Regions from separate parts of the Homo sapiens genome. Here region 2 is linked to region 1. A link is a contact called in ENCODE Hi-C or POLR2A ChIA-PET data. All regions are on one chromosome and are shown on one strand. Each heading gives the region's core, a stretch centred on a gene start or an enhancer-like site at or near the end of the contact. The rest is flanking DNA. Distances are from core to core; before and after follow the strand shown. Region 1 has its middle 59 kb from the start of SLC40A1. Region 2 overlaps SLC40A1 (solute carrier family 40 member 1).

Evidence for each region. Hi-C counts contacts between places; a loop is a spot of excess contacts on that map. ChIA-PET counts read pairs that join two places held with the same protein, here RNA polymerase II (POLR2A). Pooled maps may share reads with other maps.
Region 2: a loop to region 1 is called in a map of heart left ventricle, with 1.9 times the contacts of the local background. The contact joins two enhancer-like sites. A Hi-C loop is called at or near these places in 7 of 168 maps with a recorded cell type or tissue (Calu3, HepG2, ascending aorta and 3 more), 1 of 37 single-sample maps with no recorded cell type and 8 of 50 pooled maps. POLR2A ChIA-PET finds 5 or more read pairs at or near these places in 5 of 52 experiments (AG04450, H1, HepG2 and 2 more).

Annotation. Positions count from the first base shown.
Region 1 is chr2:189,519,346-189,524,544 of GRCh38, reverse strand. No RefSeq gene overlaps it. Among named protein-coding and RNA genes, the nearest start is that of SLC40A1, 59 kb to the left of the region's middle. Within about 2 kb of position 1,709, at least 3 of the 41 ENCODE cell types and tissues checked have a DNase peak (open chromatin) inside an H3K27ac peak, as active enhancers do.
Region 2 is chr2:189,567,255-189,572,188 of GRCh38, reverse strand. It overlaps SLC40A1 (solute carrier family 40 member 1), which reads left to right. Exons shown (of 8, transcript NM_014585.6): 5 at 348-474. Among named protein-coding and RNA genes, the nearest start is that of SLC40A1, 11 kb to the left of the region's middle. Within about 2 kb of position 2,493, at least 4 of the 41 ENCODE cell types and tissues checked have a DNase peak (open chromatin) inside an H3K27ac peak, as active enhancers do.

The DNA.
Region 1 (5,199 bases), core at 460-2,959:
AATCTCCCTGTGTCAAGGGAGGAACCTGGTGGGAGGTGATTGGATCATGGGGGCGGTTTCCCTCATGCTGTTCTTGTGCAAGTTCTCATTAGATCTGAGGGTTTAAAGGTTGAGGCTTCCCCTACTTGCTTGGCGTTCTTTCTCCTGATGCCTAGAAGGTGTCTGCTTCCCTTTCATCTTCTGCCATGATTGTGAGTTTCCTGAGGCCTCCCCAGCCATGCAGATCTGTGAGTGAATTAAACCTCTTTTGTTTATAAATTACCCAATCTGAGGTAGTATCTTTATGGTAGTGTGAACATGGGCTAATATAGTAAGATCTAGGCAAAAGCCATTTAAAAAATTCCCCAGGTGTTTCCAACCTGCAACCAAGTTTAGGAACCACTGGGTTAGAGGGATTGTATCCTGTGATCTACTATGTACCATGAATAAAATGAAATTATATTGTATGATAGCCCTTGTATATTAAAATAATACTTTGTTTTGAAGTTTAATGCACAGAAAGGAATCCAGATGCTACTCTTTGTCTTAGTTTTGTTTTTTGTTTTTTTTTTTTGAGATGGAGTCTCACTCTGTCTCCCAGGATGGAGTGCAGGGGCACGATCTCGGCTCACTGCAACCTCGGCCTCCAGGGTTCAAGTGATTCTCCTGAGTAGGTGGGGTTACAGGCGCCCACCACCATGCTCGGTTAATTTTTGTATTTTTAGTAGAGACGGGGTTTCTCCATGTTGGCCAGGCTGGTCTCCAACTCCTGACCTCAAGTGATCCACCCACGTCGGCCTCCCAAAGTGCTAGGATTACAGGCGTGAGCCACTACACCTGGCCTGTTTGTCTTACTTCTGATGGTTTAGTGCACCCTTCTAATTTAAGAAAATGAGAATGACAGAATTTTGAAAAATGGAGGAGGCCTTAGAGAAGAAGTCACGACCTCTTTTTTTACATATGAGAAATAAGGGGCCCAGAAAGGATAATTTAATTGTCCACAATTTCTTGGGTGGTTAATAACAGAATAGGGTCCCCTGACAGATCATTTTCAATTTTCTTTCTACTCCTCAATGCTGGCTTCATTACAACTCTTAGTTTTGAAGTGATAAACTTTAAAAGGGATATGACTTCATTTATAAAATCTATGGAGTACATGGACAGGGTGAATGTGAACTTGTCCATAAAACTCTAGAACACTAGAAGTAAAAGTTGCCCTCAAAGCCATGAAAAAGTTTATTTTAAAACAAGTAAATTAAACTACTAAAGTATCCCTTAATACCAAACATGGCATTTAAATTAGTGACCATGAGAATCTTTCAAGCCAAAAGAATGGCCACTGGGTAGCCATTCTATGTACGTAGGAAGGCTAAAAGTTTTGGGGTCTTCAGACCTGGGAAAATATGTGAGTTTCATAAGGTCACATGCTAGACTATAAAAGGAAATTTTGCAATCAGTACTTAAGCTCTTAATCATGTGGCTCACATGTTTTCATACTCCCTGAGTTGGTTAGTCCAATTCCTGACCTAGCCAACCTAGAAGAAAACAGAACAAAAGCAGGTCTCTATTGGGAATAAAGTTAACTGCGTATGATTATATTCTGCTTGTTAAATATGCACACTTCCTTGTGTATTCATGGACTTTGGTCGCAGTAAATGATCTTTGCAAAAAATGTCCTGGACACATCCTACTTACACTGAATGACATTCTTTGAGAGGCAGGTTGCTAGTTGCCAACTACAGTGCTTTGTTTCCAGCTGTTTCCCAGCCCATATCTTTCCATTGGCTGTGTTGAAAAGACTAGAGCATGCTGATGAAGCCTAAAAGCAACTCCAAGGAGGGGAAGTGAATAGATTAGATCATAGAACTTGATTTAGAAAGGTTTCCGTGGGCTGAAATGGGCAGCAAAATCTAAGCAGATGCAATTCCGTGGAGAGAGAAGAGAGGTATAAGTACTTGAACACAGTACATCAGTAAAGGGGGGGAACACACTTGCCTTATGGTATTTGAAGGGCTGTTATTAAAAGAGAGTTTCTAAGTCCAAAGTCCATAGACCATTCATAGGCCTTCAGAACACTGCAATTCCGCAAAGATTGTACAAGTTTTTATTCATGTCTAAATTTTTTTTTCCTGGAGATAAGGTCTGTCATTTTTATTAAATGCTCAAAATAAGAAAAATCAGATTAAACCTAAAAGTTATTAACTAGGGAAAATAAAAGGCAGCTACAGATAGATTTAGTTTCAATGAGAGGAAGAAATTTCTGACATTTAAAGTTGTCCAAACATGGAATGAGCTACCATGGGAGGTTTCAAATTTCCAGGCCATTTGGCAAGAATATCATAGAAGGTATTTAAGCAACAGTGAGTGGTGAAATGTGTTTACATTTCTATAAAACAAACAACTGTGTACATGGAGAGAATGCCTCAGTAAAATTAATGTGAATGCTGGTAGAGTTAGGAATTCTCAGAGCACTGAGGCCCTGAACCAAAAGACCACAAGTGATGACAAGAATTGTGGCTAGTTGGGGGATTGGGGGTACATTTGCCTCCTTTGGGCTGATCCTGGTTATTGATAATTAGACAAAAAGACACCCTAGTGGTTTCATTTTGTCTTTGCACTGTTGGAGGACTTGCTCTACACCTGGGTCATTTATGGTTATCTAATAGATACAGCACCCACAAACAGTTACAATGGGGAAGTTGGTAGAAAAATCAAGGGTGAGAGTATAGTGGTTAAGACCATGGACTGGGGAGATAGGCTGGCTGAATTTCACTCCTGCCTCTTTTTACTAGCTGCGTGTGACCTCGAAGAGGCTGTATAGCCACTCTGTGCTTCATTTCCCCAGATGTGAAATGAGAATGACAGTAGTACCTACATTATAGATTGGAAAATAAATACAAAAAATCATGTAAAGAATTAAAAACCATGCTCAAGAATGGTTAGCTATATGACTGTTGTGGTTTCTAGTTATTGAATGGAGATATTTGAATTATATTACAAACTGTCATTTATTTGCTGTATGATGTAGGGAAAATGCCTTATCTCTCTGGCTTCATGCTTCCCATCTATAAAATGGTGAACACATTTACGCTGGATGGAGATAATATCCAATTTAGTACTGGCTTTAACAACTAAAAGAGTCAAAGTACCCCTAAAGGTCTTACTTAGAAAGCAGAGTTTAACAATGATTTTTATAAGTTTAGGCTTATAGCAGCACATTAATTCTTAGTTTGGGAGCAGTGCTTTAGCTTAGATTTTGAAATCATCAGCAAAGTGTACTATCTGCACTATCATCAAGTTTTGTCAGAGCCTCACCCATGTTTTAAATCTGCTGTCTCTAGAACTCTACCCAAAACTTTTTATTAGAACGTCTTGAGGTATATTTTGTATCTGAAGATTTCAAGGGCTTCACAGTAATTCCTGAGTTGGCCCCTATCTAGAGCTGCGATTCCCAGATCTAGAGAGTTCTGCCTCCCAAGCAGTGGGAGCCTTGGACACCTCCTATCTGATGACTGATCCTCCTCTGCTTGAATCTTTTGGAAAAGAGAGCACTTGCCAGTTGACTAGGGAGTTCATCACACTTTATAGTCTATTTAAAGTTTTCTTTTCTTTTCTTTTTCTTTTTTTTCTTTTTTTTTTTTTTTTTGAGACAATCTCGCTCTTGTCCCCCAGGCTGGAGTGCAATGGTGTGATCTCGGCTCACTGCAACCTCCGCCTCCTGGGTTCAAGCGTTCTCCTGCCTTGGCCTCCCGAGTAGCTGGGATTACAGGGGTCTGCTACCACACCCAGCTAATTTTTGTATTTTTAGTAGAGATGGGGTTTCACCATGTTGGCCAGGCTGGTCTTGAACTCCTGACCTCAGGTGATCTGCCCACCTCGGCCTCCCAAAGTGTTGGGATTAGGCCTGAGCCACTGCGCCCGGCCTATTTAAAGTTTTCTTTTCATCTTAAAATGCATTGTATATATGTACTTAATGTGTAAGAATGTATAAGTCATTAGTTAATAACTGATGCAGCTTCACATTAAGCGCTTTGCTTTTAAATTTAACTTCAAATGCTAAATTAGTAGCATGGGCAAACACACATCAATAAAGTCTATTGGTTTGGACTCTGCTATTTTGAAGTTCGTCATAATTGGCTAGACTGCTGTGTACATTTGCTAAATAAGTTGTCATCTTTATAACACAGATTAATAGCATGCCTAAACATTTAAGAGGCTTAGAAAGAACTGCTTTTAAGGACCTTGAAGTACTGTATAAACAACTACTGAAATGCTAATTATAATTTAGTCTTATCTATTTATCACATTTTTTTCTTGAGAGGAGCCAGAGACTGAAGAGGTTGACATGGTCAACCTTCAAATCTGGGTTCCTGGCATTCCTTGAAAAGAATGATTTTATCAGGTACTTATCTCCTGGCCAGGCTTTTGGGTTTTCGTTTTTTTGTTTTTCTCATCTGCCTGTCCTGCTTGAGCTGCCATTTTAATTTATTATTCATGCAAAGTATTTGAGAGCTAGTCCATGCTGATATGCAGATGTCAGATTTTCTTCAGGCCATTCAACTTCCTTGGTGTGTTTGGGAAATCTGCCTTCTATTTGTTGTGTTGGGTTAAAAGTAAAATAATCAGGAAGGAGACAGCCCTTCATGAGGCTTTCCTTCATTACTAGGAAACATCTCTGGGACAGCCCTGTCAAGCCACTGCAGCCTGATGCTCTTAAAGAACTCACTCACAGTCCTGAAGCTCCCCTGCTTCTTGCTCGGCCCGCATCGCGGACCCTCTGCTCCCTCTGCTGTATGTGACTTTCCTCCTCAGAAGGGCGCCACAGTTTAAAATTTTGTTCTTTGAACATTTCCTTTCCCTAAGTTAAAAAATGATTAAAAGACAAATTTTCATCTTGTTTTCAAAAACAGAGGAGCTGTGACTTCAAACTCTTAGATATAAATTTTCTTTTCAATGTGGAAGCAACTTGAATTTTAGGATTAAAATTCAGTCTTCAATTAACTCTCTCTATAAAGTCAGGGAGAATAAGCCCCTCCCCTTCTCCTTTGCACCCAAAAATCCAGCCATATTGACCTTTTCATGGATCCCCAGTTGCTGTCCAGAAATGCACTCTGCCTTGGAGGAGCTTGCATTTGGGTGAAGGATCCAATCAGAAAAGTAGATTATTATGCAGCAAGATGACTTTATAAGAGTAATTCAAAGTACATGCTGGTGAGGGGA
Region 2 (4,934 bases), core at 1,244-3,743, 47 kb before region 1:
TGTTTTCAATTCCCCTTCAACATTCTTTTCAAAGGCAATATTTGTGGGAGAAATGTTCAAAACCACCACTGTGTTAACATTTTATAACTGTATTCACCTGACTATTATAATTTTTGTATTATGTGTACTACAGATGATCTAGATGATACAGGTTAGGACATTATGCCCATTGACTACTGGTATTCATTCAGTTTCATATCTATAACGTAAAATGATTTCTTATAAATGAAATTAAAATACTTTTTTTATCATTCCACCAAAGACTATTTTAAACTGCCTTGTTTAGTGACATATGTACAGTGTGGTAAACTGACATTATAACTCATTTTTTTCTTGTCATTCTTTAGACTTCCTGCTATATCCTGATCATCACTATTGCAAATATTGCAAATTTGGCCAGTACTGCTACTGCAATCACAATCCAAAGGGATTGGATTGTTGTTGTTGCAGGAGAAGACAGAAGCAAACTAGCAAGTAATTTGGCTTTCTCTTTTAATGAAATGAGCATGTTAGGATTCACTTTAAATCGGTGGTGATAAATGAGGCTGTAAGCCTTGTATTTTTGTTCTGGGTATTTTTTAAGAATGATAAATTGAAAGCATACTTTTTTTCTTACCTTATTGTCAGTTTTAGTGCTGATTTATCTCACTGTTACGAAGTTAACTTATAGGATAGCTAACTTCTCTTTTATCCTACACAAACTTGGCAAATGGAATAACTTTTCTTTCCTCTTTTTTTTTTTTAAAAAAAAATTCAATCAACTTTCTAAATGTTTATACTTAGAACAGTGCAAATCTGACATGAGATTTTACTGGTCATACCTATGAATGTTATTACTGGTGCTTATCAATCATATGGATGTTATTTTTCTCTAAATCAAATGGAAACAATTGTAGGAGAGACTCTAGAAGTTAATTTCTTCCATCTTAAAGTTATAATCTATAATTTTATTACATTATGTACAATGTAATATAATTGCTGTTACAAATACCAAAGAAATAGAGGACAGAATATAGTTTTTAAGAAGCTTACCATCTTAGTTGTTCATTGGGAATATAAACAAGTGGTCAAAGAACATCTGAAGAATGCTTACAAGGCAACATGTCCTATTCTGTCAATATTACTTAGGCTCAGAATAACCTCCCTCACTCATTATTGCCTGCCGTCCCCTCATATGACACACAGACACAATTTGGATTGACACAAATTGGAATTACAATTCCCCTGTGTAAGGAGGAAGGGTACACCTCCCTACCTGTCAGATCAGCTGAGTCAACTCTGCTGATCACTGAGATAATGGGTATAACAAACACATTGCCCAACTGTCCTGACAGACAAGTAAACCATTCTTGATGACTTAAATGGCATATCCCAGGATACAGAAGGCAAGATTATGTGCTGGGGTTAGCAAGCAGCTTTGTTTGGACCATTTGGTTAAAAAAAAAGTTAGAAAGGAGGGGTGAGTGAAGGAGAACAAAGTCTGTGGAAGGTCTAGAAGAAGAATTTGCCTGAATCATCACTTTGTGGTTGCAGTATTATTATTGAGTTAGAAATTCCACAGTGATTGATTTAAAGGATGGTGTGTATGTAAGATGAATTTAGCATGTGTGAATCTGTATCACAGGAAATTCTCTCTGGAGCTAAAATCATGATTCTCATTTACTTTTCTTCCTGTGATCATTTATAATGAGGAATAATTTCATGTCTTTTTTGTCACATTGAACTAGATGATAAGGCTTTGTCTTTTTTTGTTTACTTTCTCTTTTTAACAAACTACTTAAAGCATGTAAAATATATCCATGTTTTAAAATTCAAAGGGTACAAAAGGATATATTTTGACAATAGATCACACATATATTTGTTGGAATATACTTAGAGAAGAAAGTTGACTTTTACAATGATTATTCTGTGATTTGTGCAGCAGCTATAGATAAAATGAAAATAAAATTATTTTCTTTCACTTAACTGATTTTAACTAACTCATTTGACTCTGCAAAGTCTGAAATATGAAAAAGAAAGTTAGCCAGAATCTTTAACTTGTCCTAAGATATATATATACACACACACATATATATACACATATATATATACACACATACATATATATAGATGTGTATATATATACATACATATATAGGTGTGTGTATATATATATACATACATATATAGGTGTGTATATATATATACATACATATATAGGTGTGTATATATATACATACATATATATACACACATCATATAAATATAACTGCAAACATGCCACATAACTCTGGGATTTTTCTATGAAGTGATGTCCAAGAATAACAACAAAAATATGACTGGTCGTTTCTCAGCTGTCTGTCTTTATATTATGAATTATTGCAGAGTGGAAGAATCTAGGCTATTCAGTCTTTTTCTAACTTTCTGATGTTTTTCAAGTAGGAAAGGAAGTGAGATGTTTGTTGAACTCTTGTCCACTCTACATTAGCTTTTAGTAAGTGGTGCTCTTTCACATCCAGCCAGCAGTGTGGGCTGGTGGACTAGTGAAGGAAAACTTTCTGCATGTTTCAAAACAGGAAACAGAAACTTCTTTAGTTCTGAAGGTCAGAAAGTATCTAATTGTGGATTTTTTGTGCCATTTCTGCTATTGCAGAGTTAAAGGAGAACAGAGAAAAAGGAGGAGGATAAAGGAAAAATGGGACAAAGAAGGGGGAAAGTACATCTAGAAGGGACTCCACCTGCTGCCTTGGGTTCCTATGAGGTTGTGTCTCTTATACACAGACCCACCTACTCCAGGCAGGAAGGATTTGTGTTTATGCAGGCTGATTTTTGAGGTTGTGGCAAAGAAACCCAGGTAGGGGCCTAGGCCAGGAAGGCTTCACCTGTTTGTGATATGTTTAGAGGGTGAAAGGGGAGGGGTATGCCCATGAAAAGTAAAAGTTTTGAGCTGGATGCTGATTGCTCCCATTTCCTCATCACAGTGTTTCTTAATTTTAGAGATTGTTTTAAAACTAGAAGCTGTATCACTGAGGGTAAAAGAAAAGGAGGAATTTTCCCTGCCAAGGTTAAAAAGTTTTAGAATTTCAGTGGCATCAGGCCAAAATACAGCAGTCATTATCCAGTTTGGAAAGTTCCAGAAAAGGTGTTTTATTTTTCTCATGAATACTGCTAACCAGTTAACTAATTTAGGTACTTTCTAGGTGCTTGATTTAGTACAGTGTTTTATGATAACATTCTCTTGTGCCACGTTTGAATCTTACTTCCTTTTCCCAGGCTTTTTAACTCCATCTATTGCTTTTTTTCCTCCTCCATTTCTTTTGAGGATCACTCTTTATTAGTATCTTCTGAGATTTTTCTTGCCCATCATGCTAAAAAATAATCTGCCAGTTAGCTTGATCAAGTATGGCAGATAAATTTTGTGTTCGTGTGGTATTGATTAAAAATCGATTTCATATATGAAGTAGACAAAACTGCTAGGAAATTTAAAAGAATTTTTCTTCTATGGATGTAATATACCCATTATAATAGAAGTAGTTATTTAATGTCATGTTCTGTGCCACAGCTGTAGCTGAGAACAGTTAAATTGGAATCAAATCAACACATATTTGTGTGCTTATGTAAGACTAAATATAAATTGGTAAAGAGCGTATATTTGCATATTCATAAGACTGATTCTTTTCTAGCCTGCTACCAGTAAGATGATTAAGTCTTTTTTTTTTTTGAGACGGAGTCTCGCTTTGTCACCCAGGCTGGAGTGCAGTGGCACAGTCTCAACTCACTGCAAGCTCCGCCTCCTGGGTTCACGCCATTCTCCTGCCTCAGCCTCCTGAGTAGCTGTGACTACAGGCGCCCGCCACCATGCCCGGCTAATTTTTTTGTATTTTTAGTAGAGACAGGGTTTCACTGTGTTAGCCAGGATTGTCTTGATCTCCTGACCTCGTGATCCACCCGCCTCGGCCTCCCAAAGTGCTGGGATTACAGGCGTGGGCCACTGCACCCGGCCTAAGTCTTTTTTTTTTTTTTTTAATTATCCATTCTGCATCAGAAAAATAAAAGCTGTTTTTTAATACAACATTTCTACTGACACCTACATATTATTAACTTTCTAAGTATAATATAAAAGATGGAAATTGGTGACATTGGGAAGCTCCGTGAGCTCTTAAAAACTGAAGTAGTGAAAGGGTAAGAAATAATTTTAACTAAAATAATTTGTTGTTGTCATTCTGGGACTTTAAGATTCAAATATATGTTTTCTTTAGTTACTTGCTTTTTGGATTCCAATTATTGAGTTATTTGGATAAATTCCACACTTCTCTGTTGGCATATGAGTTGGAAACTTATTAGTTAGTGGGAGGCAGATGGTAGTGAAACCTCTGCGGTGGCAGTCAAGTGTAAGATCAATGAAGGCTGCCTTTGCCTCTCAAGTGAAAGGTGAAATATGTCAAAGTTCTCCTGTTATCATATATGCAATATATACTCATAGGGCTAATTGGAAAGCAATTGAGGACCAGGAAGAATTACAGAAGGAATAAAGGCAATCTTCTGTTAATGTACTTCTTCGTCACGTATTGTTTTTCTGTTAAGGTGACCCAAATGATTGCTTAAGACTTGTCTCACTAATTTTCACTCTGTTCTGTGAGACAGGAAGTGAAAAAGTAGATCACTTTCTTCACTTTCTTTTTGTCCTAAAACTTTTGGTTTTATTTTATTTTAATTAATTTTTTATACTGACACATAATTGTGCTTATTATGGAGTACATAGTCATGTTGTGATGAGATGAGATGGAGATACATCTCCATCATCTCAAACATGTATCATTTCTTTGTGTTGGACATTTTTTTAACTTCCTCTTTATTGATTTTGTCCTGCACTCTGACTCAGGAATACATTCCCGTAGTCAAACTCTAGACTTTGTTATCACCACTAAATTCTCTCCTCCCATAATCTCAGTCTT